Regions from separate parts of the Homo sapiens genome. Here all the other regions are linked to region 2. The links are chromatin contacts, found by Hi-C or POLR2A ChIA-PET in ENCODE. All regions are on one chromosome and are shown on one strand. Each heading gives the region's core, a stretch centred on a gene start or an enhancer-like site at or near the end of the contact. The rest is flanking DNA. Distances are from core to core; before and after follow the strand shown.

The links. Hi-C counts contacts between places; a loop is a spot of excess contacts on that map. ChIA-PET counts read pairs that join two places held with the same protein, here RNA polymerase II (POLR2A). Pooled maps may share reads with other maps.
Region 1: a map of ascending aorta shows a loop between it and region 2 (5-fold over the local background). The contact joins the enhancer-like site here to the promoter of INHBA in region 2. A Hi-C loop is called at or near these places in 3 of 168 maps with a recorded cell type or tissue (MCF 10A, PC-9 and ascending aorta) and 9 of 50 pooled maps.
Region 3: a pooled map shows a loop between it and region 2 (2.8-fold over the local background). The contact joins the enhancer-like site here to the promoter of INHBA in region 2. A Hi-C loop is called at or near these places in 2 of 50 pooled maps.
Region 4: a loop to region 2 is called in a map of PC-3, with 2.8 times the contacts of the local background. The contact joins the enhancer-like site here to the promoter of INHBA in region 2. A Hi-C loop is called at or near these places in 2 of 168 maps with a recorded cell type or tissue (IMR-90 and PC-3), 1 of 37 single-sample maps with no recorded cell type and 4 of 50 pooled maps. POLR2A ChIA-PET finds 5 or more read pairs at or near these places in 1 of 52 experiments (IMR-90).

The regions. Positions count from the first base shown.
Region 1 is chr7:40,434,521-40,441,157 of GRCh38, forward strand. The region is part of intron 9 of SUGCT (succinyl-CoA:glutarate-CoA transferase); the gene reads left to right. Among named protein-coding and RNA genes, the nearest start is that of SUGCT-AS1, 110 kb to the right of the region's middle. Within about 2 kb of position 3,076, at least 6 of the 41 ENCODE cell types and tissues checked have a DNase peak (open chromatin) inside an H3K27ac peak, as active enhancers do; they include PC-9 and ascending aorta, where a contact is called at or near this core.
Region 2 is chr7:41,700,698-41,708,074 of GRCh38, forward strand. It overlaps INHBA (inhibin subunit beta A), which reads right to left and starts at 2,393. Exons shown (of 3, transcript NM_002192.4): 1 at 2,308-2,393. The region is part of intron 1 of INHBA-AS1 (INHBA antisense RNA 1); the gene reads left to right. RefSeq lists an enhancer at 4,434-4,523.
Region 3 is chr7:40,549,697-40,556,959 of GRCh38, forward strand. The region is part of intron 12 of SUGCT (succinyl-CoA:glutarate-CoA transferase); the gene reads left to right. Among named protein-coding and RNA genes, the nearest start is that of SUGCT-AS1, 6.3 kb to the left of the region's middle. RefSeq lists an enhancer at 1,914-2,208. Within about 2 kb of position 2,120, at least 3 of the 41 ENCODE cell types and tissues checked have a DNase peak (open chromatin) inside an H3K27ac peak, as active enhancers do.
Region 4 is chr7:40,667,715-40,675,216 of GRCh38, forward strand. The region is part of intron 12 of SUGCT (succinyl-CoA:glutarate-CoA transferase); the gene reads left to right. Among named protein-coding and RNA genes, the nearest start is that of SUGCT-AS1, 120 kb to the left of the region's middle. Within about 2 kb of position 5,722, at least 2 of the 41 ENCODE cell types and tissues checked have a DNase peak (open chromatin) inside an H3K27ac peak, as active enhancers do; they include PC-3, where a contact is called at or near this core.

The DNA.
Region 1 (6,637 bases), core at 1,826-4,325, 1.3 Mb before region 2:
CTCATGTCTGTGATCTTTTACCTTCTAATTATTAGTTTCCCAAGAAAAGAATTAGTCATATAGTCTTTAAGTATTGTGGCTTATCATATAGTTCTTTCTAATCATATAGTAGTAATTTATCCTTCTGGTATCTATCTTAATCTCACATGCATTTTAGATGCCTTGAGTTAGGCTTCCAGATCTGATCATCCAGTACAAGAAGTGAGTCCTATAAAGAACAAGTCCAGACCCTGGAATATGGCAGTCTCCTCAAGGTCCTGCCAGGTGCTTGTTGCCTGCTACCTTTTCCATCATTTTTTTCAGTTATAAATGTCTATACATATATCAGATAGAGCCTTCCCCTATGCTTTTTCTGATGCTGGGGTTGACTTGTTTTAATATTTGGTTACTCCATGAGAATTTCACCTGCTGCTGTGGGTCAGCAGGACCCTCCCATAAGGACTCATTTTCTGCTGAATGAGCTGAGTAGCCATTCACACTTCCCATAGTTCGCCAAGCCGAAAGATGTTTTGAGAGTCTGTATACTTTAGATTCCAACCCTCTGTACAGGAACCCAAATTTGGATGGCAAATATATTTTATTATCAGTGTATATCCTATTACTTGGTAGTAGCTATGTGGAAAGGGTACAAAGGCTGACCCTCTATGCTTCAAGGCCAACTTTTGGCCATGGTAAGAAGAATGAGAAGTATCTAATAAGAAGGACTGAGGTCCTCATTGTTCCAACTATAGGACATACCTATAAATCCTGATAGAAGTATATTCAGCATGTCACTTTAACTAATATTCATCCTTAAACTTGGGTGATCATCTGTGAGGAAGGAAGTTTGGGGAATCTATTGTTAGCATGCTTGCCTTTTTCAGTTGGTCCTTATCTTTGATTCTCTGAAACTCTCCTCTATTTTATGCTTACAGTTTTGCCACCAAGGCTTATAATGTCTCATATTTCCTGAATTACCTGGGTTGCTGTGACACATTGACATTGATTTAAAAAGTGTATTGGGTTCTAATATCCCAGATACTGTCTTAGACGCTTAACTAACTAGCATCTTGAACTAGCATTTAAGTTGCTCTTATCTGATATTCAGCCACCTACCCTCCCCAGAGCTCACTCTCCATGCTTGCTCTACCTTTGTTCAATGGCTTGGGCTTCTGCTTTTGCCTATATTCTCTGAGTTTCTCATTGAGTTAACTGTCTGGTTCCTGTCCCTCCACGCTTTGCCTTGCTATCACAATTCCTTATATGAGAATTTGGTGCTGAGTTTCTGAGCCTCATCCTCATATCTGGGATCCTGCAGCCTGTGACTCTCTATATATCTCTTGGGCCATTTAACTACTGTGAGTTTCAAGACTTTTGCTATCAAAATTTTTCATCTCCCATATGCCATACTTTATCTTGCTGACTGCTTTCTTTTCTTTTCTTTTCTTTTTTTTTTTTTTTTGAGATGGAGTCTTGCTCTGTTACCCAGGCTGGAGTACAGTGGCACAATCTCAGCTCACTGGAACCTCTGCCTCCTAGGTTCAAGCAATTCTCCTGCCTCAGCCACCTGAGTAGCCAGACTACAGGTGCGCGCCACCACCCCCAGCTAATTTTTGTATTTTTAGTAGAGACAGGGTTTCGTCATGTTGGCCAGGCTGGTCTCAAACTCCTGACCTCAGGTGATCCTCCCACCTCTGCCTCCCAAAGTGCTGGGATTACAGGCTTGAGCCACCATACCTGGCCATGACTGCTTCCTAGTACTGCACTTACTCAAATTTTCCATACTCTGGGATGAAACTCTGCTGTCACCTGGGCCTGTACTCTAATGCCACTTTAGGTCTAGTGGGCAGGCCTAATTTCAGGGCCTCCCCCAATCTCTGTCTCACTATGTATACTCTGTGTTTTCTCATTGATAAATCCAGAGATATGATGAACAGATATGCTTGGGAAACATTATTGGCAATACACTATATAAGCCAATTTAGAATATTTTTATTGTAACTATAGTTACTATTTTTTTCTAGCTTGATTCTTTGCTTGTAGGTAGTGAAATGTGGTGACAGCTTGACTAAAGCTCTGTTCTATAAATGCCTTTAGTCTGAGGTAAATGTAGGCTTTGTCAGAAATGATATTTTCATATATGGTACATAGATGGTACAGAACTGTGATTATTGTAACATGTTTGAGATACAACAAAGAGTACTTAAAAATATTTCATACGCTCAAGGAATTTTTACCTTGGGTTGTTCCTGAAAAATCAATATGGTCCCTTGTCTAGCATTTTTTGTGTAGTTTCTATAAAGTAGTAGCTGCTTTTGGTAGGCTATTCAAAATAATCTGGCTTAGCATTCTTTTGGAATTTTTACCTTGGGGTGTTGCTGAAAAATCAATATGGTCTCTTGTCTAGAATTTTTTTTGCATAGTTTCTGTGAAGCAGTAGCTGCTTTTGGCAGGCTATTCAAAATAATCTGGCTTAGCATTCTTTATAATACAGTTAGTTCAGGTTTCTTAAAACCAGTTTTTGGCCTATATTCCTCAGGAAGAAAAACTCTGTGTCATTTTACCTTGTGCCCAAGATACATGATAACTGCCTTCTTGAATAACAGCAGGCTTTCTAGGCTTTCTTCACACAAAGTTTTCTTTATGAGAAAAATAATATCCATTGACAACACGTAAAGAATAGAAAATATATGAGGCAGTTGCCCATTTCCCTCCTTGTCATTACCTCCACACCCAGTATCAGAAATGGAGTGATTGAAAATCCTACATATGTTGGATTGGAAGTAAAATTTAATTTATTTGAGGAACCTCAAGGATATATGTGAGCATTCCAATTTCCTATTATGGAATTAGCAAAACCTAGCCTGGATCTGGGGCAGGAAATCAGTATATAATGTTGCTTTCAAGGTTACTCTAGAATTACCTAATTCAAAGCAAGGGCTTATATTTAGCAATGAGCTCTCAACATGGTTTGTTCCATGTAAAAAATGTCCTGCCAATGCCAAATTGGTAGTAGGTGAAGTTGGAGACTCCAGGGCTCATCTACCATTTGTGGCATTGTTCCATCCATAGATGACACTGTTCTTAATTTGTAAGCAGAGCAGTCTGTGCCTCATTGCCATCTGGCTCAGCCCAGTTCCAGTGCCATAAGGTGAACTGAACTGTCAGTGGTAGGAAATAGTGCTCTATGTTTGTCATGATGTACTAGCACAGACCCAGAAGTCAATAACTGCTTGGCATTCCAGAAAACATTCTCATGGCGGTAAGTTAAACTTCATGGAATGTCTTTTTCCAGTGGGTGATGAAGTCATTTAGCAATGGTTACCTTTTGTGGAAGAAAATCTTGTTAAAAAGTAAGTAGCCCTGGGAAGCCTTGAAGTTTATGCTCTTGTTTTGAAGTAGACATACTACAAATTTTTTGTATTTTATTTAAGCCAGGGAAAATACTAGATGCACTGATGAAGTAACTTAAGAAGATAACATAGGAACTTCGAGTTGTACATTTTTTTCTTTTCCCACTTGATTATATGATATATTGTGTTGACATGGACTTCTGAAACCCCTATGTTTTCATCTTTAGTCAGCTTTATAATTAGGATGTCATCAAATGAGGCTAACATGCCTGGAAGCCCAGAAAGCAAAGTCCCTGGGAAGGAGTAGAAACTTCCAGGAGCAGCAGAAATTCTCAATTGACCTTCTCAATTCCCCGCCTTCACATCTGCTCCACAGTCTGCACTTCTGTATCTTATATCTCAGGGGTGGTCACATCTTCTGTGTGGAGCTGCTCTAAATAGAGAAACTAAACACTGAACCTCCATTCCCTCTCCTTTTGTGTCTCCTAGTTTGATCATGAAGTTCTTTAGTTTTGTCGTGTCATCAAATTCCTTGACCCATCATTATTTTCTCAGTCTTGTAAAAGATCTCCCTCTCCAGGAGAGGAGGTTTCTCACGATGAGCGTATGATGAAAATGTGCATTTGTGTTTGGTTTCCCTATCAGTGAATTTTGTTGTGCCAGAATTTGCACAGCTTCTAGTGAGAAGGATGTCTTTCTTCGGGAGTAATACAATCTGGTCTCCTGTGAGGCAATGCTTGGTTTTGACCTTGTCCTTTAAAAATTCTAGACACTTGCCCTTGCTGCTGTCTCCCCACATCATTTCATTCAGAAGCAATTGTTTCTTGAATTTCTTACAGGAGACAGTCCTGACTGTTTACAGCCCAATTCGCTGCGTATGATTTGAGCTCTCCCTGTGATAAAGAATCTGGTAGTGGTGTGTGTGCACGGCATGTTATCACCTGGTTTGCTTTCTGTTAGAGTGAGGCAACCAACAGAATGAGGAGAAGAGAAGGAGGAGTGATTTGCAGGGCCAGTGAAGGCCTGGGAGTCAAGACCTAAGGGCTTAGAATTCACTGAGGAGTTCCTTTCTTGTGGGACCAAGTACAGTAGTAATTATATAATAATTATAATATACTATAATATACTACTGTATATATAGAAAGTATATATGTAGAAATTGTGTGTGTGTATATATAATATGGTATATATATATATGGTATATATATGGTGTATATATATATATATATATATATATATATATATATATATATATATATGGATAGAGAGAGAGAGAGAGAGTTGCTGCTGTCTCATAGCAGCAACTATTTTATGTACTTCACACTGTGGATCTCTAGGCATAACCCGAACCTGCCTCACTCCTTTAATCACTGATTGAAGCATTCTACATTCTAACCATCCATCGTCTCTTGTTCTTTCACCTTACTTATTCAGCTACTCCCATCGTGACTACTCCTACACCTCATCAGGACTTCTGACCCACTGAGACACCTCCCCATGCCTAGCCATAATCTCCTATCTTTACCACTTTCTTTCTTATGCAGCTAGTCTGTGGCTCATTGCTCAGTAACATTCTGGCGGATTTTCCTACACATATATCTTTTTGTCATATCCATCTGGCAACATCCTAAAGCTAGTGAATGTAAATATACTTTAGTCTATGTCTGGATAGCTGAGAGATGATAGAGAAAGTCACTCAGTTGGGCTCTCAACATGTCAGTATTCCAGTTGTGTTAACTGGTCCCGGTGCTACGCCACTGTCTTCAGTGATATGTCAGAACTTCTCTACTCTTTTTTAGTCTTTCATTCTCATAACTCCCCAATCTTCTCTCAGTTAATAAGAAGGTAGAAGCATCCAGTGGGAACTTCCTGAGTCCTCCTCGACATGGGAACTCCATCTGCAGCCATGCTCATGCTGTGCTTTCAGTCCGTGCTCATCCCTGCGCTTCACAGCCAGACTGCTCAAACAGATGTCTGTGTGTGCTTGCTCCCTTTCCTTAACAGTTATGGAGTCCGTGATTCATGTCAAACTGCATTCTGTTCGCATCATGACACCAGACACCTCTTGCTGATGTAATGGAAGTCTACTTTGTAGGCATTCTTCAGTCCTCATCTTACGCTCTGAGTACTTCTGCCTGGATTTCAAATGGGAGAGGCCTTCAGACTCCTCACTTAACTCCCTTTTTTTCCTACTCTGCAGTGTGAACTTTCTTCCTAAATGATTTGGTCCATGTGATGACTTCAATTATAGATAATAAGCAAATGAGTCAAGTTTTTTGTCTGTGTGTGTGTGTTTTTTTTTTTTTTTTTTTTTTTTTTTTTTTTAAGACTGGTTCCTGCTCTGTTGCCCAGGCTGGAGTGCAGTGGCCTGATCTCAGTTCACTGCAACCTCTGCTTCCCGGGTTGAAGTGATTCTTCTGCCTCAGCCTCCCAAGTAGCTGGGACTACAGGCATGCACCACTACGCCTGGCTAATTTTTGTATTTTTAGTAGAGACGGGGTTTCGCTAATGTTGGCCAGGCTGGTCTCAAACTCCTGGACTTAAGTGATCCACCTGCCTTGGCCTCCCAAAGTGCCAGGATTACAGGAATGAGCCATTGCACCCAGCCAAGTTTTTATCCACAGTTCAGACTTTCACCTGGTACCCAAGTCTTACTCATGTGAACTTGTCACTGGACTATCTCAAAAGCTCCTTAGAAACTTAAGCATCATCATGACACCTTTTTCCCCCTTAGATTTCAACTCTCAACCATGATATTCATGATATTTACCAAGTCAGTAAATTTTACCATCTCAATCTATTTCTAGGGACTTTTCTAGGATCACTTTTCTAGGGACTCTTTCCTGGCTTCAGCGCTCCCAACCAAGACAACATTATGTCCACCTCTCCTAAGATCTCATTGTTTGGGGGGCTGAGGTTGGAGGATTGCTTGAAGCCAGGATTTTGAGACCAGCCTGTGCAACACAGTGAGACTCCATCTGAGTAGTCCCAGCGACTCAGGAGGCTATGTGAGGAGGATCTCTTAAACCTAGCAGTTTGAGACTGCAGTGAGCTAGGATTATGCCAGTTTACTCCAGCCTGGGTGACAGAGAGAGATGCTGTCTTTAAAAAAAAAAAAGATCTCACTGGGTTTTGTACTTTTCTTTTCCAGTGCCTGTCACTGTTTGTAATTACTTATGTGAATGTTTGATTAGTGTCTGCTACTTTATTAGAATGTATGTCTCATTTGTCTTGTCATTTTCTACCCATTGTACCCAGAGCCTAGCACATAGTGAGTTATATCAACAAATATTTGCCAAGTACAT
Region 2 (7,377 bases), core at 1,143-3,642:
AGACAGACAGAGACAGAGAGAGAGGATGGGAGGGAGACAGAGACAGAGAGAGAGGAGAGAGGGGGAGAGAAGAGAGAGGGAAAGAAGGGGGAGAGAGAGGGAGAGAGGGAGGGAAGGGAGGGGGAGAGGGAGAGAGGGAAAGGAAGAGAGAGAGAGAGAGAGAGAGAGAGAGAGAGAGAGAAAGGATTGGCCCTAAGTAAGTGAGTGAATGGAGAGGGAGGGAGTTTGCTGTGAGTAGGGCTGTGATTAGGGAGGGAGGGACAGCCCGTTTTCTGACAGGCTGCTCTCCTTCTGCTCTTAGCTTCCTCACAGACACCTCTCTTCAAATATCACCATTTTCGGGGGTTCTACTTTCTCTTCTAAAATAAATTATCCTAATTTTGTTCACTATTTTTTTTTCTTTCTCTGCCCAGTCTCCTGGTTTCACCTTCTTCCTTTTTTGGAGGGGAGAAAAGAAACCCCAAACAAACACAGTGTCTCAATCAATAGGGATGAATTGATTGAAAAAGTGTTCCCACCGCCCCTCCACCCAGCCAAGCCACAGCCCTAGGTGGTAGAACGCCCACCTGGCCACGTGGTGGGGCAGAGGGTGCAGGGAGGTCCAGTGGACAGGTAGTGGAGGTCAGGGAAGAGGGACTCAGGGGTAACAGAGGATTGTTCTGGCCTGATGGGATCCAGGGGAGATGGTCCTTTCCCCCAATTCATTCATATTTAAATGTTCAGGTCATCAACACTGGCAGGCAATCTGAGGAGAGCGCAATGGAACTTTTGTTTGGGGTCATATAATACACTCCACTCTTCCCAACTGTGAAATGCAGCAGGGCACTGAAGGACCAGAGGGCAGGCAGCCTGTCACAAGCCCAAGTTCCAGAAGCGCTTTCTCCCCGTCGCGTTCAGCTGCCCCCTTCTGCCGGGGACCCACTCACTCTCACACATTACAGCCTACCACCACTCGCCGGACTTCACAGATAAAATGCAAAATTCTCTTGGCCTTTCCCACATCCTTTTATAAAAAGAGTGCACTCGTATGACTTGAATAACTGGTCCTATGGGAAAAGACTCTCTAAAATATATTGGCAAATTATTTTTCTCTGTCATGTGGTAGTTTTTTCAGCTTGCCCCAAGCCTGTCCCGACCAGTGCATTCATAGACAGCCTCCTTGACTGCTTCTTTTTCCCTCAAAGGAACAGTGCAGATGAAATCATCATGGATTTTAGTGTGCACAGAAAAAGAAAAATGTGAATTTTTTAACAATGCCTTTCTAAGGCTTAAAAAAAATTCTTCCCCCTCCCCTCTTTTTCATTTTCTGTCTTATTGCTTTTATCTTGCAGAAGAATCTTTAAGGGGTCCATCTGTTAAAGCGTTCCTTCCCTCTCGGTTTCTTTCCCACACATAAGCCCTCTTGGTTTCTGAAGATACACTCAGCTTATATCTGACACCTAGTGTGTTCATAGCATTACAGTCAAGCAATGCAGTTTAGGTGGAAAGAGTTAATAAATATCATTACTACAAGATAAGATCTGAGTGCAAGGGGAAGAGGGCAAGAAAATTGTGACACTAAGTTATAATTACAGTTTGCACAGGTTAACAATGCTTTCTGAATTATATATACTGTCCCCTTTTCCAAAACAACTATTTGTAAGACTTTTTCTGTTACAAGTAACCTAACACCTTTGGGGTTTCAGCTCCAGAAACATCAATTACTCCACCATTATTGTTAAAACTTTGTCAACATTGCCTAAAAAGCCTCATATTTTTTACGGGGATGGTGAAAGAGAATGGGGGAGGCAGGGGACATTTGTGTTACAATGGTTTTATAAAAAATCTTTGTGCTATAATACTTAACATCATCCACCTATTTGGAGTCACATATACAGTACCCAAAATGTTTTGCAGTTCAATTAAGTTTTACAAGAAAGTCTGAAATACAACCAAAAGTTTAATGGCTCTAAACAACTCAGGAGTCCTAATAGCAGCATTTAGATAAGTGCAACTTATCAATATTTGGATTCTCTCTGCATCTGAGTATGTGTGTGTTCCCTGAATTTACTGTTTGCGAATGTAACTCTTAAAAATAGCTTTCTCTTTGGCATATGTACTTGTATATATGTGCTGAGTGGCTTGTATAAACATATAATCTATTTGCATGCTCTAGGACTATTAAAAGCTGTATTAACCTGCCTGAATAATATAAAAAGGTACACATCACAATGCACATTGGAAATGCCAATTAGTTGTAAAATTCCTCCTAGCTTTCCTATCTTTGAATGTGTAAAGAGCTCAGAAGTAAGAGTTAAAAAGCATTACCTTTCTGGTCCCCACTCTTCCACCAGCCGGCTCTTGTATCATGTGGTAAGAGCTGTCTGAGCTCCTCTTCATGGTATTGGCACTGTGAAGTTTTATACTGTACTACTTATTTGTACACCACACATTGGTACCACTGAAACAGAGGAGGGCTGGGGCTTTGTTTGGGATTGGTTGGAATCAGCATGACATCAGCGGATGACTGGTTTTTCCAGTGTGAGACATTTCATAATTCATTATCTAATGGAAAGCCCTTCCTGGCTTCTGAGACACTACTGGGTGATGCACTGAGCCAGTGAAACCTCTGGCTAGGATTACTCTACCTTTTAGAAAAACATTGGAATCAAATAGATATGTCTCAATGAGTGTGTCCAACTTTCAACTTTTACTACTCGCACACACGTCTCGTTATATTCAGGTTCAGTTTTATGTCTTTACATAAAACATCTGTTACTTCATGAAGTTGCTTCTATTTACAAAGTATTTTATTGTTTCTTTCAGGAAAGAAAATTGGTAGTGTTCTTTATAGGGATTCTAATTTTATATTTTTAAAATAAGCTATTTCATTGAGGAAAAAAATTGGGAAAATCTGTATAATCATATGATGATGGTCTCCCCCGACCCCAACCAACTTACACTATTATTTTACATCTTGAAATTGAATGCCTGCTTCATAAATCAAGAACTTTGGAAATAGTAATTCTCTTTAAATGAACTTCATAAGTATCCTTCCCAGGTCTTTAGAATCTCATTCTAACTAACCAAACACACACACACACACACACACACACAACAACAACAACAACAAAAACCCTCATGCATCATTCTTTTTTACCAGAACTTCAACTCCTATAATTTCTAAATTGTTACAAATATAACAGCAGATTAATGAAAAGAAGTGAACACTCCTTGAAATAGGGGTAAAGCTGGTCAGGCTTTTTTTGTGGGGGAGGGGTGTTGGCAAGTCTGGTAAATAACACAGGAGGAAGGGGTCCTCTGACAAGAACGGTGAAGGGTTGTTTGAAGGACTACAGTTGAAGCATAAGCCCAGTTCTCATGACAAGTTGGATAAAATGTGCAAAATTGGGAGCTAATGAGAGCCATATGACCAGATATGTTGTTTTGTATGCAGGATTTAACATGCATAAAATAAACTTTTCACTGTGCCCACAAGCAAAATATAGAGGCTCTGGCCTCCTGATGTGTGGCTTAAGCAGGTTCCATTAGGACACCAGAAGTTTTCTGTGTAAAAGGGTCTCTCTTGGCTAGATACAGAGAAAGTGTGGGTGCTGAGCTGCATGGGGGTGGGGGGAAGGAGTATTCTAAGAACTGCATATGCAGAAATGAAGTAGGAAAAAAATCATTAGGTTGTAGAGGAAGAGAGTGAATCTGAGTGGCGAAGACAGAAATAGGATTAATGATGGTGAACTCCAAACCTGCCCCTCAGCTTAGCACTGGGTGAACTCAAACCCTTTATAAGAAAGAAACTTCTCCACCCTTTTTGCTGAGAATTAGTGGAGTCAATGACCTTCAGGGCATCTAAACTCACCCCTGACCCACACATGAACCCTAGTGTCCTGAAAACATCCCCTCCGCCTCCACACAAAGTAGTGTGTGTGTGTGTGTGTGTGTGTGTGTGTGTGTGTGTGTGTGTGTAGGTGACGTGGGGTGGGGGTGGGGGGCACAAAACAAACCCAGATCAGATCCCAGTTCCTCTGCTCACTCACCGTGTAAACTCAGGCCTCAGTGTTCCCATCTATAAAATGGGATCCATGATATGAACCTGTGGGGGTCAAGTGCAGCTGTCAGATAATAATAAGTGATACTATTTCTGAGAAGCCTGGTGGCTGTTCTTAAACATGGGTGTCACAGGAATCTGCAGCTCTCTGACCAGAGGAGCCACAACACAAGTGTGACTCTGAAACTCCGCTGGCCATCTGATGCCACCGAGTGCCCACCTGCCAGGCCAGCCTACCAGCCGTGCTGCAACCCCTCTGCAACCACCTGCACCACAGTGGCAATGCCTCCTCCCTCGGTGCAAATCAAGGTGGGGGTGGTGGAGGAAGCAGGCAGGTTAAAATAGCTTCTGTGGAATATTCTAGACTGGGAATCAGCTTTTCCCTGCGGAACTCAAGGGCCCGGGGCACAAGCTGGTCAGCCCAGTCCTGACCAGAATCTCCTTCTCCTTCCTTGGTTTGGTTTCTCTTTCACTTCCCCCTCCCCCGGAGCTTCCCCGCACCCCAGGCCCTTCGGGTCCCGGCTTCTCGGCCCTGCTACTGTACCTTGAGCAGCACCTGCTGGCAGCTTCCAGGGATCACGCCGGAACGCGGCCGCTGCTCGAGCCCAGCTCGCAGGATGCCTGGAGCCAGGGCCAAGCCGGTCTAAGCGGCAGCCTCTATTTTTACCCTGAGCACCAGCAAGGGCAACTTCTTTTAAGAGCAGCTCTTGATTTTTTCCCCCCTTTTGGCAGCTAAAGAATTCAGGGAGGGGAAAAAAATCACTGTTCAGTGAGTGCAGCTGGGAATCTCTGAACCCAGCCCTCAGTGCCAGGGAGTGAAACCACAGCAAATGTCAGGGAGCGGGACCTGCGGAGGGGCCGGCTGGCTCCCCGCGGACAGAGGCGAGCCGGGAGCGCTCGCGCACCAGCCAACTGCCCCCTTCTGAGTGCGGAGCGCGGTCCTCCAGCGACTGCACTAGCAAAGTGGCCCGCTGCCACCGCGTTATTCACCTAGTGGAGGCGGCCTGATTTACTGGCGACTTCACAAACCCAACTCCACGCTGGAGCATTTGCATGGCTCTGTTCTCGCCTCGAGGAGCAGCCACTAGCGAACCCGGTGGAGCAGCTTGCTGCGAGAAGGAGCCGGGAGGGAAACTGTGGTACCTTATTTTACTGTAATTGCAAAAGGAACGATGTGCCAGAGATTTATATTTAGAAGTTGTATGTTTCTACTTTTATGTAAATGGAGCAATTAGGGCCTGTCTTGCTGCTGCTAACTCCAATGCGTGTGCATTGCTGGGGAGCTGGTGTTTTCAATCACAATTAGTGAGCTGGTCAAAAAACAAAGTTCGTTTAAGGATAAGAGCTCAATTGTGCGAATGGGGGAGAGGCCAGCGTTCGTGTGCTGGCCCGTGGCTTACGGTGACACCTAGCTTAGGGCCACGGCCAACCCTATAGTGGTGTTTACCTGTGGCAGCAGCTGTCCCTGTTCAAAGTTGGCATAGATGAGGAAGCAAGAATGTTCACTTTTCTTCTCAAACCGTCTGTCCTTCAGCTTTCATCCACGCTATTAACTGGTCTCTTTCCTCACTACTCCTGGAGCAAGGAGACAGGACCAGAAAAGGGAGTGGGGGTTGGGGCATTTTTCAGGGCTCTATTATTTTAGCTGCTGCTCACGGATTGCTGTTATTCAGTCAAAAATACAAGCCAGGAGACGCGAACGCCCCAAGCAGGTGACTGGGATGTTGTTCTCTGATTCAGCTGAAATGACACAAGGCTGGGGGTTCAGAGGCACGGACAAGAGTGCTGACGAGTCACGGTGTTTTCTTTCCTTCCTATGAAAAAATCTGTTTCCAAAAAAGCATGATTTCTGGTTCATCCCGTCTGGGAAACCGAACATAAAACGTGACTATGGAGAGAAATCAAAAGGACTCGAGGTGTTCCCAGCAGCTGATGTGTTATTCTGGGGCTCAGGCCGGAAAACCTGGCCTTGTTGGTGAGGGGTGACTCCCTCCAGAGGCAGCTCAGAATCCAGAGAACGTGGGCAGGATCCAGAGTACTATTTGCTGCAGGGAGACTGCGAGAGTCTGTGATGAAGGGTCTCATCAAATGGTTTAAATCGAACATGGGATTGGCAAACCCTGCCTGTTTCCTGGACAGCCGCAGCCTGTACATAGCTTGGGCTGAATGTTAGGTAGAAAGATTTGGGACAAAGGAGAATCAGCGTTTCACGTTCAAAATTGAACTGGGAAGCTGTTTTGCTTTTAAGTTAAATCAATGAATGAATAGATCGAAACAGAGAGAGAGAGGAAAGCATTAAAAAGTCCCCTGAAATTCATTGAGAACAACAGGGTCAGAAATGGTTAATCTGAAACTTGACTCGTAAGCTTCACATTTCTTTCAGAACCACCAGAATATCCCACAAGGCCTTCTGCTATGTAAGAGCACTCTGTTTTTAGATTATTTGGAAATGCTGCTTTCTGAACCAAGGGAACCCAGATACTAGAACTAAAACAATTAGGGAAAAGAGAAGGAGGAAGAAAACCCAGTAAGTAACCTATTACTCTTCATTCTACAGCAGTGGTTCTCAACCGGGGCGATTTTGCTCCCCGGGGAACATCTGGCCATGTTTGAAGACATTTTGGTTGTTACAGCTGGGAGGGAGGTTCTACTGATCATTAGTGGGTAGGGCCCAGGGATGCTGCTGAATATCCTACCATGCACAGGACAGCCCCCAACAACAAGAAATTACCTGGCCTACAGTGTTCATTGTTCTGCAGTTGAGATACCCTGATTTCATATTATAATTGTAAAGTTTCACTCAACCTTCTCCCTATCCATCTCCAAGAGGCCTTGGAAACCAAAAAAAAAAAAAAATTGCAGCTCTACAAAATACTAATAATTCAAGTGATTCTGCTTCCTTTTGCATCTTATGTTTTCTGATTACTGGAGACTACAGATACAATGTTCCTCTTGGGCAACCTCGTTGTTCCAACCAACTTTCACGTATGGTCTCAATACATTTTCCTGCTGGCTTTTTGTTCTGACCTAAAGCAGAATCTTGGTGACCAGCAACAAAATGAGATGGGCTGGCCCACACCCAAGTTGTTAGGAGACAAGAGACTCATGCAAAAGAGTAAATGAATAAAGGATTGAGTTGTTCATTTTAGCAATTCAGTATCAGATAAATCCATGCAATAGAGAATTCCCTGAAGTAAAATTCACAAACGTAGGATAACCATGCCTTTCTCCTAGAGCAAACAAATATGATGTAGCTTGATTTTATTTGTTTAATACCTTAGGGGAATGACATACAATCAATATCCAAAGAGATAAAACAGTGTTTTGCTAAATCC
Region 3 (7,263 bases), core at 870-3,369, 1.2 Mb before region 2:
GTGTGAGTTGTGGAAAGCAGGTTATAAGTGTGGAAATAGCATGAGGAGGCAGTATAGACATTTGAATATACATAAATGTTTCTGAGTTGTTGAAGAGTCTTGTGTAGCAGAAGAAAAAGATGAGGGGAGTGGACAGTGGAAGATAAAACTGGCAGGGTAGCTCGGGGTCAGATTCTGAGGAATATACAGTGCTGTCCTAGAACAATTGAGAATTCATTTCATAGGCAGTGGAATGCAACTAGGAGAGGATTGTAAGGAGGAGATAGCATGTTTGGGTTTATTTCAGGATGATTACTTTGATCTTGTCACAAAAGATAGATTGCAAGGGCTAGACACTGGAAGCTGAGAGAAGGGTTGGGAGACTTTACAATCAGTGGTTTAGGATATCAACAATCATCAGTTGCTGTCTATGCTGGTGGCTCTACCACCTGATGAAGAGACTCTAAACAGTCATAAATTGTTATCTATGCTGGTGGCTCTACTACCCGATTAAGAAATTTAATCAAATTTAAATCCTCTTTGGTCTTGTCTGTGACTCTGGTCCTCTTCCTTTTATGGGATATGAATGCCTTCTCCTCTGCTATTGGTTGTATCTCTTCGTATAGGGAAGGACTATTTGTATTGTGTTCAGTGTTGCTAGTGTTACTAAGTATTCCTGCTAGCTAACAATCCAGAATTGTTCTTCCCTGGAATACCTAGTCTTTCATGAAGTTGCGTTTGCTTTCTGACACCAATTCTGCTCTATTGTACCTTTTCTCTTCTTGTATGAGAAAGCAGGAGTAGAGGCAGATTCCATCAAGAACTGTTTATGCCTGCTTGGGTAGAGGAGAGCAACCACACATTGAAGCATTTGTTATACATACAATATCCTTTCAGGGCTCTTATTCTGAGACTTATAACCAAAAGCATTTATTTCAGAACCATGTAATCATATGCTATGGCAAAAGCATTAACTAAAGGTACTAAATAATTATTTGAACAGTTAAATCAAATATGAATATACTTCCCTTTGTCCACCAGTTTCAATTCACTTAGCAGGTTCTTCCTAGCCAGAATAGCCATTGTTCTGTTCTTTTTCCATTTTACTCTCATTGTGTCTTTTGAGGTGTCGCAAGGGGCTCTAGATGTTTTTCAGAGTTCACATACATTTCATCTTTGTTCTTCAGGATCCATTTACTATAGTACTACAGCTCTCCTCTTCTGGCTACAAAATCTTACTGCAGCACTTTCCCTTATTCTTGCCTTCTGTTTTACCCATTTTACCTGTTTTCTTCTCTTTTCTCTTGTCTTGTCAGGTGCCTGTGGCAGCCTTCTCCCTGCCTTCCCTCAGGCAGCAGTGTGCCATGTCTCTGCAATGCCTTGTTGCTCGGAGGCCCTCACTGAGCTCTTTTCTCAGGCCCTCTGTATTCAAGTGGGCATGCTCTTTGCCCAGCAGGTTCTCCTAGGACATCCTCCTCTTGGAACACTTGTGATTTTATGGATTACAAACTTCTTGTTCTCTTAGTTCCCACTCCACCCTTTGGTGATCCTTAGTGACGGTTTTGGCCTTTGCATTGAAAAGTTGATTTCTGGAATAAGAGGTTTAAGTACGTTTCTGCTGAATATAACGTTCTATTTATTTTCCTTAGGGATATTATGTGTCTTTTGAGGGAGAGAATTGACTTCCAGGCTGAATGCTACCAGGAATACTATCCTCTGTAAACATACTCAACCTATACTCACATATAACTTTAAAACATCTTTAAGCTGTCTTTCAAAGTTTGTAAACAGAGAAATGGCTTAGTTAAATCACAGGGAAGTATACAATCTAAAACAGACAGAAAGAGAAATAAATATATATGTTGTGCTCGGTCATAATAAACATTGACAGTTCAGGCTGAAGTGTATCCATCATTCACTCCACATACACCCATGGGCACCATAAGTGATCACTCCTATGGATGGAAGGCAGTAGAAGGCATACATCCTGTCCACAAGAAGAGACCGTTCAGTTGGAGAGACAAACATAAACATGATGACTGATTACAATGTGGTAGGATAAGTGTCACAATACAGCCATGTAAAAATAATCTTGAAGACACAGATAAGAGGGTGAATTATTCTGACCAGTACAGGAAGCTGGTCTGAGGCAAGGGTGCTGAGTCAGCCAGCCTGAGGAAGACAGTCAGAGTGAAATCAAGGAGCTTTCACAGGTCAGCATTGTACTTGACTTGCAAGCTGTGAGAGGCTCCCTTCAGCTCAATAACAGAGCCTATCAGACTCATCAAACTTGAGCTACACCATCTTGGAATGCTTTATCAAACTTTAAGGATCCCGATTTTCTAGAAAACAAAAGCATCTATGAGGTGCTAGAGAATTGTCTTGAGAGTTCATAGGTCACCATTCCCCACGTCACAGCACACTTTCCCTTAACAGTGTGACAGGAAGGCGGCAACATCTGTTTCCATGTGAGTACACTGTGATACATTGAAAGGGACAGGCGGTGGTTTAGTGCAGCCTGCGACTTGTGAGGAATTTCATATGGAGAGAATTCTACTCTGTGGTTCTGAAATTAGGAAAAAGAGGAAGTTGCTTTTATTACTGTGGCATGAGAGGCCCCTCTGCCCTCCATACCTCTGTTTCTAATTTGTAACCATTTCCTGACTGCTGTTCCTGTTGCATGCTTTTTTCATAAGTTACTCCATGGCTTACATCAGTTAATGGCTGGGGCTGCACTCTCTGAGCCTGGAGCGGAGTCCCTGCACCTGGGCTCACCCTACTAATAGATCACCCAGGGCCTGGTGATGGCCTGCGAGGACAGCTGGAATGGCTCAACTCCCCCACTCATCTGTCATGATTACCATGCGTTGGGGGTTTGCCTGGCTTGTTCCACTCATTTCCTTTGTCAGCATGACAAAGATCAAAGTGCAAGTAGGATACATAAATGATAACCTAGAACTTTGCCCAAACACATAGGCTGCAATCTGGGTGACATCTTCCATCACACTTTCCCCATAGGCATGGAAGGAAAAGGGCAAATTATGTTTTAAGTGTAGCCTTTCTTGCCCAGCCCCTTCCAGCCCCCCATCCCCACCCCCACCACCCAGCTTTGTTTCCTGAACCCATCATCGTTGTATTAATCAATTGGTTCAGGGATTTGAGATTTCCTGACATAATCACAGGATTGGAGAAATCCTGATTTCTGTTTATATGAAGCTGTGGCTGTGATTGCAGACCTTGTACCTGGCTGAGCTTGCATCTTTCGTTCCCTATTCAGAGTTTGAGATGCTTCTGGCCATTCTCCTAAAGAATGGGAGTGAATGATCTTTGCATGTCTGTTGAGCAGAAGATATTTACTTGCAGAATTAAAATAATACTGATAAAAAGTGTTCAAAATGGTAACAATAGTTTGTGGAAATATTTGGGCAGGTAATAATTACTTTTGGACTTGTGTTCCCCATTCAAAAACAAAATACCTTGCAGTGTTTCTGAGTTTACTTTTGTCATGCTGTATACGTTCTCTCTTCAAAATGAAAACTGATGCATTAAAGAAAGAATGAGTTGAATTTGAGGTATGGGTGCAAATTAGGGAACTCCTAGGAATTAACTAAGGGTTATTCTTTCAGAAAATAACATTCAGATAGTGCAAAGGGTCTTTAGTTAGGAAAATGTATATGATCTCTGGATTGATGTTGTCTTTAAGAGTTGTATCATACAGAATAGACATGGAAAATTGACCGCGAATGATGTAACCCTTGATCAATGCCATTGCACTTGCATGTTTTCTCTATCGAGATAATTTTTTTATTTTTTATAATAATATATGAGAATTTCTCCATGGATTTACAGAAATCACAGCTAATCCATGTGATTTCTTTCTAAATATAGATATTTATGTATTTATCTATATCGATATATGTCCACCCTCTACACGTAGACTGATAATCATTAACTGATAGTAAAAAGCTAAAAATGTAGACACTTTCCACACCATCTACCTCGTTTACTAAGCTGCCACATTATGTGTGTGTGTGTGTGAGTGTGTGTGTGCATGTGCACAAGCTGGGCTATGTTTCAAATGTTCTGTTTTCTTTCTCAGAAACTATTGATGTGTTTTGGAAATATTGAGGATGCCTCCAATGCGAGTATCCCCTATATCAGATAGTGGGGCAGCCCTGCCCTGGGAACTTAGACAACTCAGATCAGATCTTCCCAGTGGGCTAACCTGGCACCTAACTTCTTCGTGTTTCATGTTCCTCACCTGTAAAATGGTGATAACAATGACTATCTCAAACAAGGACTGTTAGGAGGATTAAATTAAAAAGGCTAATGTGTGAAGAAAAGTTGCTTAGTGCATTGAACTCTGACTCTGGGGTCTGCAGATCTGGATTTGAATCCTGGCTTTTCTACTTAAAAGCTGTGTAACTTAGGCAATGCATTTAATTCTTTGTGCTCAGCAATAAATGTTGTAAGGCATGTAAGTGGCATAGTGCCCGACACATTATGAGCACTCAATAAATACTTGATATTAATGTTAAATTGTAAATCTGCGCAGATGATAACTTTTTTTGATGAGCTGATAATAAGATAATGCCTAACTCTGATGGTGGATGGTTTCCCTAAATGTAACAACAGATCTGGAGAGTTTAGTGGCATGTAGATTGTCATTTTGTTCATTCATAACCTGCCAACTTGTTAGGGAATGAATCTTTTTGTAGGTTTAAGCTAAAAGTGTGATTGCATGCATTTGTCTTAAAGACAACTGGAATCATTTAGCTTGTTCATGTTTTAGAACACTTCCATGGTAAATGTGAGAGTTAAACAGCATAGTGTAGTTGTAGCTTCTCTGTACTATGTTTTATTGTGTGGGTAATTTTAATGACCAATGTCTTGAGGGTAAGAATGACTTTGGTGTTTCAGCTAAAAAGCTGACTTTTACAGAAGAGGTGTGTTGTATTTATTGATATCTACAGTCTGCATAAAAATGTTCCCTTGACTTCCCTTAGACTTGTGTTTGTCATATTCTTAATTTATGTCATATATGTCAGTTTCTCATATATTTTCCTCCTATCAACAGTTGTACTTTTGAGCCTAACAGATTTTTCCTCTTCCAGCATCTCTCCTTTCTAATCCATTTTGCAAAACTTGACAATCATTTACCTAAAGCATGACTTCTGTTTATTTCACTCCTCTGCCTAATGGTTCCTCATCCTGACCTTAATGCCTGTCCCCATCATCATACATTCATGTCACCATTCTGCATATCCTGGCCCATGAAACTGCTATTCCTTCTGCATATCCTGGCCCATGAAACTGCTATTCCTTCATAAACTATACTTTAATATATTAATGGTCACTGCTCAACAGTTTTTTCTGTAGTAAATATCTGGTGTTCTATATAGTATTTGACATATGATCTCAAAGTAGTACGGCCTGCCCTCATCCTCTTTTGACCAGTCATTTTATGAGGCAGTGTGGGTATTTATGAGCCCCCAGAGCTGGACCAGTTCCCAAAGGAAATGGAAGATCAAGAACTCTGAGAACTTCCAGGAAATGGATGGGAGGATGGTCAGCTCTCGATGGTCCAGGATGCACTCTCTGATCAATGAAACCCTTCCTCTTTGTCTTTTTTTTTTTTTCTCACTGATTAGGCCTCATGGAATTCTGAGCCTCAAGCTTGTTCTTCACAAAAGGCTGCTCTTTGGATGACTGTCCCTTCATCTAGTCTAAACTCCCTTTTCAGTCCTGGGTGTTATTCATTCCAGACCAGGAGTGTGTATGAGTGTGATGCTGGGCTGGTGGGTCCCAGGTGGCCTGATGTCTAGCGCTTGGTTGAGCTTTCACAGGCCCATGATCCTGGGTGTGATAGAACAGTATCTCTCCAACTTAAGCAGGCATCACAGTCTCCTGCGGAGCTGGTTTACACGTAGCCTGCTGGACCCCACTTCTGAGTGTCTGATTCAGTAGGTCTTGTGTGGAGCCTGACAGTGTGTATTTCTAATACTTTTTGGGGAACTCATGACAAATTCCAATATTCCAGTATTCTAACAATATTGTAAGGAAGTACAATATTGCTGAGTGGTATGATTATGAAAGTGCTCAATACCTTCATATCTCGGTGTGGCTGCTCATGTTTGAATGGTCTTGTAGGCTTTCCCCAAGTCTTTCCATTTACAACACCTAGATCAAATGCTACATCTTTAATGATGTTTTTGTGACTCCTTTAACCAGGGGATAAAACATTTGCTGTTACTCTTCTCTCTAACTTCTTAGCAATGTGTTTGCCCCTCTTATAATATTTATCACCATGTACCCTACATAAAGTATGCCTGTCTTTCTGCCAACACATAATCTCTTTGAAGGGGAGTGTATTGGTCTCATTCATCTTGCTTCTTCTAATGCTTGGTACAGTGCCTTAGATGCAATACATATTGTTTGCCCTGTGCCCAGATCCCTTGAGTCCACTTTTTGACCTCTGTTAAGTCTATCCTCCACCTTCAGCACGCTTTGTTCCTAACAACTTGAACTTGTAACTTTCTCCAGAGGACTGAACTTGAATTACTGGAGGCACTTCACTCAGACATATGGAAAGCTGGGATTGTCTAGAAGTTTATCTCCACAGCAGTGTTATGCTGCAGAGTGGTGCAGCAGTATGAAGGCCCTGCTTCTTGCCTTGAGGTGGACACACTACAGCTCCGCAGGATTAGGCTGAGGCAGGCCCTTCAAACCCTTGTTTGGATTCTTCCCCTTCTCAGTCCTGCTTTCCTTATTCCTTTGACTGATTTCTCCTGGGAGCACTTCACTAATGAATCACCTGCACACAAACTCTTGTCTCATGGCTTGCTTCAGGAGAACTAGCAGGTGTTGTGTGAATATTTGTAGAATGAATGAATGCTTGAAAAGGAGTGTAGCATAATAGGAGCGTGGACTCTGTAGCCAGACTGCCTGGGTTTAAATCCCAGTTCTACCACTTAGTGGCCATGTGACTTTGAACAAATTATCTAACCTTTTTGTGCTTCAGCTTTTTTATTCATATACTGAAGCTAAAATAGTACTTTATATGGGGTTATGAGGATTAAATAAATTAATAATTTTAAAGCACGTGGAACAGTTTCTGGCACATAATAAGTGGTGATTAAGTGTTTGTAAGAATAAGCTTTAAAAATTGCGTTGAATGACATTAAAATACACATAAGTAAATGGAAAGACATCTTGTGATTATGGATTGGAAGGCTGTATTAGTCAGATGATTCTACTACTCAAGGCGATCTCCAGATTTAATGC
Region 4 (7,502 bases), core at 4,472-6,971, 1.0 Mb before region 2:
ATTTTTTAGTTTGTATGCACAGAGATGTTCCTAATAGTCTCTGAGGATCTTTTGTATTTCTGCAGCATTAGTTGTAATGTCACCTTTGTTGTTTCTGATTGTGTTTATTTGGATGTTTTCTTTGTTAATCTAGCCAGTAGTCTACTGATCTTGTTTATCCTTTCAAAGAACCAATTTTTTGTTTAGTCAACCCTTTGTATGGATTTGTGGGTCTCAATTTTTTTCAGAAAGCAACTGAGAAAAAATTATAAGGATATTATATTTGATACCAAGAAACCTGATATTCATAAAATTAGAACATTATATAATCATAATTAAAGCAATTATTTAATCACAGTTTCAGTGCTCATTGCTAATCTTCTTAAAACTGAGATTTCATACTTGAGTTAATTTGCATTTGTCAGAATATAAATGGTACATCTTTAATTAAATTCTTTTACAGTATGATATATTGGTGAATGGTATTGACTGAGTCCTTTCACATCTTAGAATGTTTCTGTGCTGTCTTCACATATGCAGTGCAGTTTGAGTTCAGAATTTTAAAATTATTTCTTTCAAACAACTCCGAGGTATTTAATGGTTTTCTGCCATTCATTGCTTCATTCATCTTTATTTTTATTTTATTCCTTTGTAGATAATCTTCTAATTTATATATGAATAGTTGTAGATTCATTATATGTAACTGAAGTATTTACCAAAATATTTTTGTCTTGGGGATCTTTTCATTGATTCATTCTCTAAAACAGAATTTTCTTTAAGAAAAGTCAACTTTGGAGACTTCTGCTCCCAGAAAAGCAGAATAAATATTTGTACTTTTCTCTATTCCTTCTGCTAAGTAAAAACGAAAACTCTAGATATTATATATGAAACAAACATAAGAAGACTCTAAAAAGTAAAGAGAAAAAGACAGACTGGTTAGACATCTCAAGACCCAAGAAGCAATAGGATGGTCAGTTCTTTTGGACTTATATATTCCAGAGTTAGAGCTAAAGAAGGTGGCAATCTGGAAACCCTAATAGGCCATGGACAATGAAAGCTCCAAGAACACCAAAAGACAAGGAAAGGGGCAGCCTCACAAGACAAAAATATTTTAGACAATAACTGCTGTACTCTAGCCAAACACCACTGAAAAACTGTGAACTCACCCCCAGTCACTCTAAAGCCAAGTTGGGAGCCTAGACTTCTACCCTTGTCAGGGTATAATGAGACACTCCAACCCCCCTGACAGGGTGTTCAGAGAAGGCCAAATAAAGAACTAGGACTTTCATCTCTGCCAGGCTGAGACCACATAGGGAGGCTGGAATTTTCCCTCTACTCAGTAGTAGCAAGGCCCCCTTCTGTGATGTCGGTGCCACATGAGGAATAGGACAAAGATTTTTTGCCCCTTCCATTCAGGGCAATTTTAAGTGGAGACCTACTGGGAAGCCAGAACTCCCACTCCTACCTAGTGATGAGTGGTTTCCTCCTCTCCAGAAGGTCTAACATAGGCCAAATGGGGAACCTAGACTTCTACTCTAACCTGCCAGTACAGGGGTGGCTGTATTGAAGCAGAGTTAGATGAAGCCAGCTAAAACAGAAGGTTTAAATAAGGTCCAGAGTCACATAACATAATACCCAAATTGTGTAAGCTTCAAAAAAAAAAAAAAAAAAAAAAATTACTCATCCAACCAAGAACTAGGAATATCTCAAATTCAATGAAAACAGACACTCAATAGATGCCAACAGAGATGCTAGAATTATATGACAAATATTTTAAAGCAGCCATAATTAAAATACTTCAAGCAATTATAAATATGCTTGAAAGAAATGAAAATATAGAAAATCTCAGCAAAGAAATGGAAAGTCTCAGCAAAGAAATAGAAGATCTAAAAAAGAATCAAATGGACATTTTAGAACTGAAAAATACAATAACCAAAAAAAAAACCACCCCAAAACAAAAAAACCCTCAACTTAATGGTGGATTTAACAGCAGAATGAAGGGAACCAAGAAAAGAATCAGTAAACTTGAAGATAGAACAAAATAAATCACCCTTAATGGACGACAGATAGAAAATAGACTAGAAAAAAAGAAATAAGCAGAGCTTTGGGGACCTGTGGGATCTAACAGCCCTGTTACTGGAGACCAGGAAAGATAGAAGAAAAAGAATAGGTGGAAAAAGTACTAGAAAAAATTTGATGAAAAGCTCACCAAATTTGTTAAGAGACATAGTTGTAGAGATTCAAGAAGTGGAGCACACCCTAAACAAAAACTTAAAGAAATTCATGCCAAAATACATCATAATACTGAAAACTAAAAACTAAAGACACAGAAAAAAATATTGAAAACAACTAAAGAAAAATAACACCTTTCCTACAGAGGAAATACAATTTGAATGCCAGTAGCTTTCTCATCAGACATCATGGAAGCTACGAGGAAACTGCACTCCAGCCTGGGTGACACAGGAGACTCCATCTCAAAAAAAAAAAAAAAAAAAAAAAAGAAGAAGAAGAAGAAGAGTTTCATATCAGTAATCTAAGATCTTTCTTACTTCAAGAACCTAGAAAAAGCAGAGCAAAATAAAACAGAAAGAGAAGGAAGGTATTAATAAAGGTAAAAGCAGAAATCAGTGAAATTCAAAGCAGAAAGCCAAGAAAGAAAATCAATGAAACAAAGGGCTGGTTTTATGAAAAGACCAATAAAATTGACAAACCTTTTCAAAGACTGACAAACTTAAAAAGGAGAAAGAACGTACTAATGTCAGAAATAAAACAGGATATTACTACAGACCTTGCAGACATCAAAAGGATAATAAAGATATACTACGAACAACTATACACACATAAATCTGACATTAAAAAAATTTTTTTTAGAGTCATTGTCTTGCCATGTTGCTCAAGCCGTCCTCAAACTCCTAGGCTTGACCAGTCCTTCTGCCTCAGCCTCTTGAGTGGCTGTGCCTGACTTAAATTTGACAACTTAGATGGAATTGGCCTCCTTTCAAAAATGCAAAATACTACAACTCACTCAATATTAAACACATAATATAAATAGCCTTACAATTATTAATAAAATTGAGGTCAAAATTTTAAAACTCCCCCAAAAGAAACCTTCAAGCCCAGATGATTGCAAGGGAACATTTTACCAATGTTAAAAAAAACAAAAAAACCCACCAATTTTACACAAACCTCTAGAAATTAAAAGAGGACAGAGCACTTCCAGTTCATTTTATGAACAGACAAGGCAGTACACAAAAGAAAGCTACAGACCATTATCCATCATGAATATAGAAGCAAAAATACTTAAAATATTAGCAAATGGAATTTGGCAATATATAAAAATAATTATATACCATGACTAAATTGGGTTTATTCCAGGGTGCAAGTTACAATGCTTGAAAACCAAATGTTATCTATGTCTTGCTCAGATTTTGATAGGAATTGTGTGAAACCCGTATATCAATTTGGAGAGAATTGGCACTTTTCATCTGTTGAGTCTTTCAATCTGTGGGACACCATGGATCCATCATATTAACAGGCTAAAGATGAACAACCATATAATCATGTCAGTCAATGAAGAAAAAGCATTTGACAAAAATGAAACACTCATTCATTATAAGACTCTCGGAAAAGTATAAACAAAGGAAAACTTTGTCAACTTGAAAAAGAGCATCTACAAAGTTCTGGAAGTTCTAGCCTCCACAACAAGGCAGTGAAAGGAAATAAAAGATATGTGAATTGGAAAGGTAGAAAATAAAATGGTCTTTGTTTACAAATGACATAATTTACTGAATACTTCTAGAACTAAAGATTGAGTTCAACAAGTTAGGGGGTGCATGTTAAACACATCAAAATCAATTGTATGTCTATATACTAGCAGTGTACATGTGGACACCAAAATTAAATATGCAGTACCATTTACATTCTCTCAAGGATAAAAATGAAATAGATGTAAACCTAACAAAACATATATAGCACTTGTATGTTACAAACTACAAATGCTGGTGAATCAAATATACTTTTAAAGTGGAGATATACTGTATTCATAAATTAGAAGATAATATAGGAAAGATGTCATGTCTCCAAATTCATATATAAGTTTCATGGAATTCCTGTCAAAATCCAAGCAAAACATAAACAAGCTTATTCTAAATGTTTTATTTAGAGGCAAAGGATCTAGTCCAGCTTAAACAATTTTGAAAATGAAGATTAGGAAAGTAGGAATTCGTCTACTTGGTTTCAAGACTTATTTTATAGCTACAGTAAACAAGATTGTATACAGAGAACAGATAGACACATAGATCAGTGAACAGAAGAGAGAACCCAGAAATAGATCCCCACAAATATACCCAATTGATTTTTGACAAAGGTGCAAAAGCAATTCAGTAGGGAGAGAGAACCTTTTTAACAAATGGTGCTGGAGAAATTGGACATCCATAGGCAATACAAAACACAAAACAAAAAACCTAACCTAAGTTTCACATCCTATACAAAAATTTACTCAAAATACATCACAAATTTTAAGTAGAAATATCTTTAGGATCTGGGTTAAGCAAAGAGATCTTAAGAGTTGACATCAGACCACAGTCTGTAAAAGGAAAAATGGTGAATTGAATTTCATCAAAATTAAGAACTTTCCTCTGTGAGATACTTTATTAAGAGATGAAAAGACAAGTTACAGAATGTAATAAGAAGAAACAAACTATTGATACCTGCAGTGACTTGTATGGATCACCAGGGAATTATGCCCAGAGAAAAAGACAATCCCAGTAGGTTACATATGATAAGATTCCTTTTATATGTACATTCTTGAAATAACAAAATTATAGAAATGGAAACTAGATGAGTGGTTGCTAGGATTTAAGGAGAAGGTGAGGACAGAAAGGAAGTGGATGTGGGTGTCAAAGGGCAACATGAAGGATCCCTGTGGTTATGGGACTGTGGTGATGGAATATATCTTTACTCTATCAATGTCAACATCCTCACTGTGAGACTGAACAATAGTTTTACAAGATGTTACCATTGAAGGAAACTGCATAATGGTTATGTCGGAGCTCTGTATTATTTCTTACAACTGCATGTGAATCTACAATCATCTCAAAATAAAAATTTCAATAATTTTAATTTCATTTAGGTATAGTTTACATACAATAAAATGCCTCCTTTTCGTGTGTACAATTTGATGAGTTTTGATAAATGTATAAATGATAAATGTGTTGGTGTGTACCCACCACCACAATCCCCCAAGCAGGCTCCCTCATGCCCTTTTGTAGGCGATCTTCCCTCATCCCAGACCTTGGCAACCTGCAATATGCCACTGTAAATTAGTTTGTGTTTTCCAGAATTTCAGTATTTACTTTTAAACCACAATATTTAGATCTCTATCAATATCAGTAATATTTTCTTCAATAACTTATAACTAGTTTTGTTCCATTTGTCTTTGTTTCTTATTTGGAAAATTCTATTTTGTTTAGATTAAAATTTGGAATCTCCATCCTCCATGTCTGTTATCTTCTTTCTCATGTTGTTTTCATTTCTTTGTTTCTTTCTTCTATGTATCAGGAGAACTTCTCATCTTTGCCCCTTAATCACTGATTTGATCTTCTGTAGAGTGATGTGTCTGTTACTCTCACCAACATGGATTCTAATGCTGCTCTGTGCTAAGTATTTCTTATAAACCACCTGTGGGCTCTGCTCCTCTCTTTGCTGCTCTGACTCTAACTTCCCGTGGCCTTTCATCATTTAGTTTCTTCTTCTGTGGATGCTATTTCATCTCTTTGCCAAAACTCCCTCTGAACCACTGAGTCACTTCCTCTATTTAAATCTTGCCTCAAAGCCTTCTTTTCCTTTTTTATTTATTTATGAATGAAACTCTCTGTGAGGAGTTTTGTGGTTCTATTTAAGGGCGCTATGTAAAGCTGAAGAGTATTATATAACCATCCATAAAATGTCTCTGACTGAAGTACAACATACAAATGGAGGCTGTACAATTCATAAACTTCTTTTATAGTCACCTATCACTTAATAAATATGAGGGGACTAACTGCATTACATTTTTTTCATGAACAAAAACCAGTCTTTGAAACAAAATTGCCTATGCTTTGGAGCCGATTCTATCTTTCATGGTCTAAAATTTATGCATTGTGACTTTGTACTGTTGGAGATCAATAATTCTTCCCTCAATTATACAAAGGGTTTTTGCTACCTTAAAAGATATTCCAGATATCTAGAAACCTTTTCTACGACCCAAACTCATTTTCTGTCAAAGCCACTTAATAACAAACAGGCACTACAACAATAACAACAAGAAAACTAGCCACAGACTTTACACTTTTAAAAGCTCTGTTAAAATGAGGATTGATCCGATTAAAGATTAAGCATATTATGCAAGAAAAAAATGTAAAAGGCTTAAACTAGGAGTCCATTCTTTGGTTTTTTCAAAGAACAGGTTTGTTATTGTTAAAGTACCAAGTACTATTTCTTCTTGGAAGGTATAAATTTTATAAAAGGAGTGGCTACATAAAATGGAGACTTTTACTATAGGATACACAGTCTGTGGAAAGTTTCATTACCTTGTAGTGCAAGCTCCCTATTGCAGTTTATTGCCAAATCTGATGCTTCACTTCAGAGAAATAGAGCTGGTTGGTGCCAATAATGGCAGAAGAATAAGTCCTTTAAGGATGGGCAGGGATTTCAGTTCAAAATGGCATCATATTCACATTTTATGAAATGTCCTTCCCTGGCTCTCTACTGAAATACTCATGAAGACATTTAAAAAGGCAAAACAGTTATGAAAACCAAAGACAGTTGTGAACCATTTAACAGCTACAGAGGAATTCTCACCAACCACAGCAGGAAAGAACCTGGACGGGGACCAAAAATTGTGGCCCCGGCATGTGTGCCTCCACTTCCGAAAAAGAGCCTCATCCATGAAAAATAAAACAGTAAAATAAATAAAAATAAATTGGGAAATGTATAAAAATGACTCTAGTTCACAAGTAGAAATGAAGAAATCCAGACAGTCTGGTTTTTTTGTTTTTGTTTTTGTCTTTTTTTAGAGGAAAGGTTGGTATAGAAATAGTTTTCTGTTTAAGTACATAGCAATATTAGAATGTATATCAATGATAGTAAAGAACTATAGAAAATCAAGTCAGTGATTTAGGAGACAAAGATGAGAAGTTCTGCCGTCCATGATGCAGAAGGTGGAGGTGAGTGCTGTATATTAGGAAAGTTTTTGATTGAACCTAGTCTACTTAGAAGGTGGAGTAAGATCATTAAGAATATAAATTAGAGTATGACTCTAGAGTTGAAAAGAGAATCTCTCCTCCTGTTAGATAATTATATGTAATATTATATATGTATTTCTAAAATCTTTTTTTTTTTTTTTTGAGACAGAGTTTCACTCTGTTGCCTGGGCTGGAGTGTAGTGGTGTGATCTTGGCTCACTGCAACCTCCGCCTCTTGGGTTCAAGCAATTCTCCTGCCTCAGCTCCCCAAGTAGCTGGGATTACAGGCACGTGCCACTA